Regions from separate parts of the Homo sapiens genome. Here region 2 is linked to region 1. A link is an interaction called in ENCODE POLR2A ChIA-PET data of the cell type or tissue named here. Cell type or tissue: PC-9. All regions are shown on one strand. Links, peaks and the distances in the headings refer to the core of each region. The heading gives the core; the rest is flanking DNA.

What was found. ChIA-PET counts read pairs that join two places held together with the same protein. Peaks named below come from ENCODE experiments on the same cell type or tissue, not always from the same donor. Only the 100,000 strongest peaks of a DNase experiment are listed, where the experiment ranks them.
Region 2: POLR2A ChIA-PET joins it to region 1 with 7 read pairs; 2 of 35 experiments call an interaction of 5 or more read pairs at or near these places.

What each region holds. Positions count from the first base shown.
Region 1 is chr2:172,244,587-172,249,968 of GRCh38, reverse strand. No RefSeq gene overlaps it. Among named protein-coding and RNA genes, the nearest start is that of DLX2-DT, 140 kb to the right of the region's middle. In PC-9, for the core only: no CTCF peak of the experiment used is centred there; DNase peaks (open chromatin) are centred at 418, 898, 2,558 and 3,208; H3K27ac peaks cover 3,454 bases.
Region 2 is chr2:172,119,380-172,124,761 of GRCh38, reverse strand. No RefSeq gene overlaps it. Among named protein-coding and RNA genes, the nearest start is that of DLX2-DT, 19 kb to the right of the region's middle. In PC-9, for the core only: no CTCF peak of the experiment used is centred there; a DNase peak (open chromatin) is centred at 2,981; H3K27ac peaks cover 2,974 bases.

The DNA of each region.
Region 1 (5,382 bases), core at 152-5,151:
CAGTGCAGTGGCATGATCTCAGCTCACTGCAGCCTCCACCTCCCAGGTTCAAGCAATTCTCCTGCCTCAGCCTCCTGAGTATTTGGGACTACAGGTGTGTGCCACCACATGTGGCTAATTTTTTTGTATTTTTAGTAGAGACGGGGTTTCACCATGTTGGCCAGGATGGTCTTGATCTCCTGACCTCATGATCCGCCCACCTCAGCCTCCCAAACTGCTGAGATTACAGGCACGAGCCACTGCGCCCGGCCAACAGACATTTTTAAAAGAAAAGCTTTTGATAAATTAAATTTAACAGTTTTTGGAAGCAAAGAATGATTCATGAATTGGGCAGCACTTAACTAGAAGAGATTCAGAGAAATTCACTCTGCAGTGTGGGCAGTATTTATAAACAGAACAGGAAGTAAAGGACAGAAAGAGCTTTATTGGTTACATCTCAGCATTTGTCTTGTTTGGACATGGTCTGATCAATCAGCTTCCTGTGATTGGCTAAAGCATGGCTGCTTGTGATTGGCTGAGACTCCACTGTTATGCTCCTATTAGACTTCCAATTTGTTTACTTACTAAACTAGGTTGCAGTTTGTTAATTAAAGACTCAAAGTACAGACTCAGCCTCAAGCCAATAGCCTCCTGCTTATTTCATTTAATACCATTTTAATCCAGAATCTGCACTTGAAAACATGTGTCTCAGTATCATTTTAGAATGCAGCTCGCCTTCTATATCCTTGGTTTTCCCTACTTGGAAAACACACACAGCCTGGAGTTTGCCATCTGTGGCATTTGAGGAGGGTTTTCTAGAGTTAAGCATCCCCTAATACATATCCAGGAAGGGCTGAGACATTCCTTTATCAGGTAGGAATCTCATGAGTCATTCCAAATGGCCTGTAGGTACCTTTCTCACTTTGACAAGTATATCCTGTATCCTGGATAGTTGCTCATTCTGCAGTCATTCTCAACTCCAGGATGGAGTGAGAGAAAGGATGCAGGCTTTTGTTGTTGCTCACTCCCCTGACATTTTTCACTGCTCAGGGCAGACCATCTCAGCACCCACTAAAGCTAGAGCCGGCTGAGGCTATTGGGGTGAGTCCCAACAGGATGACAGCATGGAGGTCTTGCTTCTTCAGCACATTTTTTTCTCCAGCTGTCTACAAACTCTGGCTCAGCTAGCTACAAAGAGCTCAGCTGGAATGCCCCGGGTGTGGCATCCATGAGCTTGAATGGAAAACCTGAAGCTCCGAGGAAGTGGGGGTGAGACCCAACAAACATCACCTAAAGCAGCCTTGGGGCCTCTGATTATTTCCTGGCTCATTTTACCATCCCTTAAAGGCCTGTGGTGATCATCTGCCAGGAGGAAAGAGTGTCAGCTAAAGATGCTGGAGGGGAGGTGGAGGATTAGTAAGAGATTAAACCCACAGAGGCTGGAGACTCGGCTCAAGAGAAGTGGCTAGGGAGAGAAAGAATAAATCACCACCAGATAAAACTGGGTTTCTTTTTGGCCTGTGTGAAAATGAACTTGCATCCCTTCTGGGTGGGAAATGTACCTCTGATGTACCCGGAAGCTCACCTGTGTTCTGGGTGAGACTGGGTGCTCTGGGAGCTGTGTTTTGGCTATCCTTCCCCAGAAAAAACTCAGGGCCCAGCTGCCCAGGGAAAGGGTGGCTGAGTTGTAGGACTCCTCACATTGACCCTGTTTGCATCCAGAGCAGCTCCAGCCATATTTGTTTTACATGCTGGGCTTCTTGAATGATTTCAGTTAAAGAAAGTAATATATTAAACTAAAAACAACAGCAACTGGAAAGCCACCAGAGGGCTTCCAGGCTTCCTGATCCCCAGTCTAGTGCTTCATCCTTCTATCGACTTCATAAGGTTATACAAAGGTTTCTGTAAGGTCAAGGGGCAAAGCCTATAGCCAGTGCCTGCCCCCAGCATATTATTACCAATAGGTCTCCTAGGAAAGAGTCCTCCCAAAGAGAAAGAGAGTCAGGCCATAACCTGGATCAGTGACTGAGACCTGGAATCAGAGGATACAGTGCCCTGGACTCCCAGCTGCATTCTAGGAACACCAAATAAGATGGAAAGAGTGGTTGGCCTAAAAATTTGTAAGCCATTGGGAGCCAAGTCTCACTGCTCTGAACCCATGAAACAAAGAACAAAATAGAGGTGAAGATCAGGGGTTCCCCCCGACCCAGCTGAGAGGCCAACTTGGGTCAGCCTGCCGAGGGACTGCTGCAGCGTGAGTAGAACAGGCAAAGCGGCCTCAGCTCAGTGTGGCCCTGGTGCAACTGGGCTTGGACAGCCATCTGGGCAGCAAGTTCCCAGAGCTCTGGGAGCAGGGGGGCCTCAGGAGGAGCCCCCACCACCAGCCAGAGTCAGGGCAGAAGGAAGGGGACCCTGCGCAGGCCACACACGAGCCACCCCAGGGACTCTCGGAAACAAGGGTGACCTCAAGGGAGGTAGAGGGACCTGCCTCAGCAGGAGCCTAAGAAATATGATACTCATTGTCCCCTTTCCACAAAAGCCCTGATGGCTGTGGCCTGGCAATCGCAGGCTACAAACACAAGGTACAGGTGATGGCTTAAGAAAAGAATGTGAGAAATGACTCAAGGTTCATGCTGTGACAGCTCATATAGAGTTAGGTACCATCCTAATATGGAGGAAGAGAAGAACACTTTCCACTGGAGTAGTTACAGAAGCTGCTCAGAGGACGTCAGCCCTGGCTGGGCCTCGCAGGGTGGGTAGAATTGAAAAGCTCCCAAAAGCAAATGGCATGAGCAGAAAGCACAAAGGCAGAAAAATGGGAGGCACTTTTAGGAAGAGTTGGAAGCCTGGCCAGAAAATGTAACCAATAGTTTACAAGTAGAGATGACAGACCCTGGGCAAAGAGCAGTTTCAGAGGCAGGACCATGCACCAGGATTCCTAGTTGATACATTTTAGATCTCTGTCCCCTGCAAATCTCATGCTGATATGTAATCCGCAATGTTGGAGGTGGGGCCTGGTGGGAGGTGTTTGGGTCATGGAGGCAGATCCTTCATAGGCACTCGGTGCCCTCCCTGCTGTAATGAGATTGGTTGTTTAAAAGAGACTAGCACCTCCTCCCTCCCTCTCTCACTTCCTTTCTTACCATGTGACATGCCGTTCCCCTTCCCTTCCACCATGACTAAGAGCTCCCTGTGCCTCACCAGAAGCCAAACAAATGCTGGTGCCTTGTTTGTACAGCCCTCAGAACTGTGAGCCAAATAAACCACTTTTCTTTATAAATCACCCAGAGTCCAGTATTCCTCTATAGCAATGCAAACGGACCAACACACTGGTGCTGAATCACCTTAACCTCTTTACACTTCCATTCCTTGTAGAGCAAAATGAGAACAATGACAGTTTCCACTTACCTCTAAATAAATTTTTAAATAAAACTTACATGTTGATGTCTTGGAAAATGGCCTAGGAGGGAAAAGGGAGGATCTACAGTTGGTTTTCTGAAACAGCAGTAAACATTTCTAGGCAATAGGCACAGATGGACCCTTTTACAATTCTGTGGGAAGTTAGGGGCTCTGATCATGAAAAAACAACTCCAGATATTTACATAAACCCAAATGTTATATGCAATTTTCAAGGATTCTTGGGATCCTTGATGCCTGGATAGAAAAACTCCTATCTTAGGGAAACTAGCAATCTTTTATAATACTTTTTTTTTTTTTTTTTGTCATTTTACATGACAGTGCTCTGGACTGAATAATCAGAAGTATCCTAGGTTATTTTTATCACCAAGCAGTAAAATGAGGTGGCTGAGAACACACACTTTGAAGTCCAGCAGGCTGTGTTTCCCTTTCCAATTCTGCCACATGCTGTGCAATTTCAGGAGAGAGATCCAAAATGATCAAAGGCAACCTGCCATTCAACATGTGTTCTGGGTATCAGTGGCCTGCCATTCTCAAAGGTGGGTGGGAGTTTTCTGTCTCTTCCCACAATAACCTGCACAAACAGTGTTATGTTTCTACAAAAGCAACTCTCAGACACACAACATTCTTTGCAAACTGCACAGAATCAGTCATATACTCTGTTCCTGTAAAGGTGGATGATGTCTCTAGGTACACCTACAATATTTTTGCAATGAAACTTCAGTCAAGGCAAACTCAACAATGCTCTGAATCTGGGATCAGCCAGTCTTCTTGTGGACTCAGGCACAGCCTTCCATTAATATGCAGACATCTCTTCTCGGCTTATAGATCAGCATCTTCCTGTGTCTTCCCATGGTCTTTCCTCTGTGTATGCCTGTGTGCTAATCTCCTCTTCCTAAAAGGACACCAGTCATACTGGACTAGGGGCCACTCAATGACCTAATTTAACCTTAGTTACCTCTTTAAAGACCTATCTTCAAATACAGTCTTATTCTGAAGAACTAGTGGTAAGAACTTCAACATATGAATTTTGGGAAGTACACACTTCAGTCCATAACTCCCAACAGAAACAAGTTAAACAAACGATGGCACATTCACAGAATGGAACACCAGGTAGTTGTTAAACAAAACCAAACAAAACAAAAAACTATAAATCCTGGACTTATCTCCAAGATACATATAAAGTAGTAAAAACAAAAATGTCAGTATAAAATGATGTACACAGCATGCTGTCATTTGCATTTAAAAGGAGAAGAAAAAGGACACACACGCTGGTTGATACACGAACCATCTTTGGAAGTTAAGTGAAAAAAAAAAAAAAAAAAGAAAAGTTGTCTCCAAAGAAAGATCCTGACGGGCTGGGACATAGGAGTGAAAAAGCCATTTAATATTCATGATGAACACATAGAAATATTAAATGTTGCACCAAGGGTATATGACCTATTTTTTGGCATGAAATATTAAAAATTAAGATGCTATGAAAGTTGAGGTTTTAGATGGCTGCACCAGCACACTGAGGTTTGCTCTGCAAAACTGAAGCACATTAAAGGGTTTTGCTCTATCCTCAAGTATTTCCCCAACCCTTGGGCTGTTTCTTCACAAATGCCTCTTCACAAATGTTTCTCTCCATGGCAGCTGGCCAGTGATGTTCTGTCTTTCTAGCTCTCAGTCTCATTCTCTCTCTCTCTGTTCCTGTCACATGCACACTCATATGCAACTGAAGAAGTGGAATTTTCCAGAATTCTGGAGAACTTTGAGTGGCTGTACCTTGAAAGGATTCCTCAATACACCCTGTCAGGTTATCTCACACTGCCAAGTTGAAGGAAGAGGGGAGGTGTCGGAAAAGAGAAACCATCACTCCAAATAGAATGGAAATGGAAGCACTGCAAAGTAAATAGCCGAAAATTTCACAAATGTCATTCACTATTCACAAAGACTGTTTTTAGACAACATAATAATCCACTACAACACTTATTCTGTCTGCAG
Region 2 (5,382 bases), core at 82-5,081, 130 kb after region 1:
AAAACAAAACAACAACAACAACAACAAAACCATAGAAAAGATACAGTAAAAAATAGACAAACGGGATCTAATTAAACTAAAGAGCTTCTGCACAGCAAAAGAAACTACCATCAGAGTGAACAGGCAACCTGCAGAATGGGAGAAAATTTTTGCAATCTACCCATCTGACAAAGGGCTAATATCCAGAATCTACAAAGAACTTAAACAAATTTACAAGAAAAAAACAACCCCATCAAAAAGTGGGCAAAGGATATGAACAGACAATTCTCAAAAGTAGACATCTATGCAGCCAACAGACACATGAAAAAATGCTCATCATCCCTGATCATCAGAGAAATGCAAATCAAAACCACAATGAGATAGCATCTCATGCCAGTTAGAATGGCAATCATTAAAAAGTCAAGAAACAACAGATGCTGGAGAGGATGTGAAGAAATAGGAATGCTTTTACACTGTTGGTGGGAGTGTAAATTAGTTCAACCATTGTGGAAGACAGTGTGGCGATTCCTCAAGGATCTAGAACTAGATTACCCAGCAATCCCATTACTGGGTATATACCCGCAGGATTATAAATCATGCTACTATAAAGACATATGAACACGTATGTTTATTGTGGCACTATTCACAATAGCAGACTTGGAACCAACCCAAATGTCCATCAGTGATAGACTGGATTAAGCAAATGTGGCACATATACACCACGGAATACTATGCAGTCATAAAAAAGATGAGTTCATGTCCTTTGCAAGGACATGGATGAAGCTGGAAACCATCATCCTCAGCAAATTATCACAAGGACAGAAAACCAAACACCACATGTTCTCACTCATAGGTGGGAATTGAACAATGAGATCACTTGGACACAAGGTGGGGAACATCACACACCGGGGCCTGCTGGGGAGGGGGGCCGGGGGAGGGATAGCATTAGGAGAAATACCTAAGATAAGTGATGAGTTAATGGGTGCAGCAAACCAACATGGCACATATATACCTATGTATCAAACCTGCACATTGTGCCCATGTACCCTAGAACTTAAAGTATAATGAAAAAAAGAAAAGACATGGTAAAAATATGGCATATAAAATTTAAAATGGTATACCTGTATAGACCACTTACCATGAATGAAGCTTGCAGGACTTGAAAGTTGCTCAGGGTGTCAGTCAGTGAATGTGAAGGCCTAGGACATTACTGTACACTATGGTAGACACTTCGGCTACACTAAATATATTTAAAATTTTTTCTTCAATAATAAATTAACCTTCGCTTACTGTTGCGTTTTTCTTTCTTTTTTTTTTTTTTTTTTTTTTGAGACAGAGTCTCACTCTGTCACCCAGGCTGGAGTGCAGTGGTACAATCTCAGCTTACTGCAACCTCCACCTCCCAGGTTCAAGCAATTCTAATTCCTCAGCCCCCTGAGTAGGTGAGACTACAGGCACCTGCCACCATATCCTGCTAATTTTTGTATTTTTAGTAGAGATAGGGTTTTGCCATGTTGGCCAGACTGGTCTCGAGCTCCTGGCCTCAAGTGATCTACCCGCCTTGGCCTCCCAAAGTGCTGGGATTACAGGCATGAGCCACTGCACCCACCCTACTACTACTTTTTTACTTTATAAACTTTTAAAGTTTTCTTTAACTTTTTGACTCTTTTGTGATAATACTTATCTTAAAACATACATTGTATAGCTGTACAAAAATATTTTCTTTATATCCTTATTCTATAAGGTGTTTTTTTTTTTTTTTTTTTTGAGATGGAGTCTCGCTCTCAACCCAGGCTGGAGTGGAGTACAATGGCATGATCTCGGCTCACTGTAGCCTTTCGCTCCTGGGTTCAAGCGATTTCCAGTGCTAATTCTTGTATTTCTAGTAGAGACAGGGTTTCACCATGTTGGCAAGGCTGGTCTTGAACTCCTGACTTCAAGTCATCTGCCCACCTCGGCCACCCAAATTGCTGGGATTACAGGCATGAGCCATGGCACCCGGCCTGCTTTTTTCTATTTTTAAAATTTTTTACTATTTTTTTTACTTTTAAAACTTTTGTTACAAACTAAGATAAAAACACACATATCAGTCTAGCCCTATAGAGGGTCAGGATCATTAATATCACTGTCTTCCACCTCTACATCTTGTCCCACTGGAAGGTCTTCAGGATCAATTACATGCACTGATCTGTCATTTCCTATGATAACAATGCCTTCTTCTGAAATGCTTCCTGAAGGACCTGCCTGAGGCTCTTAATGGGGTGGTGTCACTCTTTTTAGAAATATGTTCAAGGTGGTTTGCTTGATTTCTTTCTTTTTTTATTTTTTAATTGTAGATTTGCTTGTAACCAGGTAATGCGCCATGGACATTCCTCTCTCTTAATGAAAACCTTTCCCTGTTAGGGTCTATGTTTTCAAACTTTTTTTTTTTTTTTTTTTTGAGATGGAGTCTCACTCTTGTCCCCCAGGCTGGAGTGCAGTGGTGTGATCTGGGCTCACTGCAACCTCCTCCTCCTGGGCTCAAGGGATTCTCCTGCCTCAGCCTCCTGAGTAGCTGAGATTACAGGCACCTGCCACCACTTCCAACTAATTTTTGTATTTTTAGTAGAGATGGGGTTTCACCATGTTGGCCAGGCTGGTCTCAAACTCCTGACCTCAAGTGATCCACCCGCCTCAGCCTCCCAAAGTGCTGGGATTATAGGCGTGAACCACCGCACCCAGCCTGTTTTCAAACTTTTTAAGGAGCTTTTTGAGGTCTGCAAAAGCTTCTGATAAACCCTTCACTGTGAATTTTCTTGGTGGTTCTTGTTTTATATCTCTTACAGTTTCCTTTTCTCTTGCCTCTTCTTCAGCTACACATTCTTATTCCATTTCAAACAACTCTTCATTAGTCAATTCCTCAGGAACCACCTCTAGGAGCTCCTCAATGTTGTCATCCTCATTCACGCCCAGGTTAAAGTTGTTTGCCATCTTAACCACAGCTTTGCTGATTTTGCAGCCTCCCCATCCTTGGCAAATACTTTAAAGTCATGGACAAACCTCTTGAGTCTCTTCTTCCAGATGCCATCCATACACTCCTTGGTGACATCACCCCAAGCCCAAGCAAGATTCTTCTTAATGCAGTCATAGATGTTGTAATCCTCCCAGATTTGCATCAGTGTTTTCTCAGTGTCTTCTTCAGTTGCAGAAATAGCCTGAAAGAAGGTCCTCCTCAGGTAGTGAGTTTTAAAGGCTGCTGTAACTGGCCAGGCACAGTGGCTCACCACTGTAATCCCAGCACTTTGGGAGGCCAAGGTGGGCAGATCACGAGGTCAGGAGTACAAGACCAGCCTGGCCAATATGGTGAAACCCTGTCTCTACTAAAAATACAAAAATTAGCTGGGCGTGGTGGCACACACCTGTAATCCCAGCTACTCAACAGGCTGAGGCAGGAGAATCGCTTGAACCGAGGGGGCGGAGGTTGCAGTGAGTCAAGATTGCGCCACTGCACTCCAGCCTGGGCGACAGAGTGAGACTCCGTCTCAAAAAAAAAAAAAAAAACAAAAAAAACACCTGCTGTAACTCCTTGATCCATTGGATCAAAGAGGTGGTATTTGGAGGGAGAAACACCTTGATGTTGGGATGAAGAGCGCCAATAAAAGGAGAATGTGCAGGAGCATTAACAGCAATAAGCGATAGCTCACACCTGTAATCCTAGCACTTTGGGAGGCTGAGACAGGCAGATCACTTGAGCCCAGGAGTTCAAGACCAGCCCAGCCAACATGGTGAGACTCTGTCTCTACCAAAAAAAAAAAAAAAAAAAAAAAACCACACACACACAAAAATTAGTCGGGTGTGGTGGCTTGCACCTGTTATTCCAGCTACCCAGGAGGCTGGGGTGGGAAAACTGCTTGAGCCCAGGAGGTGGAGGTTGCAGTGAGCCAAGATCACACTGCTGCACTCCAGCATGGGTGACGGAACAAGACCTTGTCTCAAAAAAATAAAAATAAAAAACCATAAGCAGAATCTTGGAAAGTTCATTATCCTCCAAACAGTACTTCTCCATTCTGCTGGCATAGTAATTCCAGAGAGAATCCTGGAAGAGGATTCATGACTATTAAGTAATGCAGTACACTGGCCTGTGTGAGCTTATTTATATTCTTGAAGGTCCTGGGGCTCTCACTGTGCCAGATCATAAAGGGTTTCAATTTGTAGCCTGCAACATTGTCTCCATGCAAGACTGTTATCCTGAGCTCAAAAGCCTTGAAACCTGGCATTACCTTGACCTTCTTCCTTGTGGATGAAAGTCCTTTTAGGCATCCATTTCCAAAAGAGTTCTATCTATAATGAAAGTTTGCCCTGGCAAGTATTTTCCTCCACAGTCAACTTTTCTAAAGTCTCCAAAAATTCTTCAGCTGCCTTCACATCAGCACTCACAGACTCGCCACTCACTTTCACATTATGTAATGGATAACAATTCTGGAATTGTTTAAACCACCCAGAGCAAACAGTAAATTCAACATCGTAGTCAGGTCCAGCCTTTTCTTTTATCATTGCAAACAAACTTTTTGCTTTGGCTGTGTTGGTCATGGTGCTGAGAGGGATGTGCTTCTGTTTGGGGCTTCAATCCAGGTCATTAGAAGTATCTCCATATCTGATAGAGACCCTTCTCAAATTTGTGTTAATCCCATTGCCTTTAAGGAAGCAAATACTTTAACAGCTTCCATCACTTAGTTATTCTTCAAAATCATAGCTATGGTGGAATGGGACATGCCTGCCTGATAAACAAACATTATCACTGACTTTTTACTTTTGTAGTTCTTAATCACTTTTAATATTTTTTTTTTGAGATGGAGTTTTGCTCTGTCACCCAGGCTGGAGTGCAGTGGTGCGATCTCAGCTCACTGCAAGCTTCGCCTCCCGGCTCCCGGGTTCATGCCATTCTCTTGCCTCCGCCTCCCAAGTAGCTGGGACTACAGGCGCCCACCACCACGCCCGGCTAATTTCGTTTTTGTATTTTTAGTAGAAACAGGGTTTCACTGTGTTAGCCAGGATGGTCTCGATCTCCTGACCTTGTGATCTGCCCACCTCGGCCTCCCAAAGTTTTGGGATTACAGGTGTGAGCCACTGCGCCCGGCCCAATCACTTTTAATCTTTTTTTCTGGGTCAATCACTCAATGTGGCTCTTACTAACAACATTAGCCATAATTTTTGAATGCTAAGGGCTGTAATGAACACAACGCAAGATTAATTGTGTATGTTGCCCATTGTTGACCAAAACATTATGTGGCACACGACTGTAGTTATATCCAAACAACTTAATAAGTATTTAAATCCTAGCAACTTACTAGCCATTTGAAAAAAGAATACACAGAGTTGAAAGAATAGATGATATTCATATTTCATCACAGTTAAATAACAGAA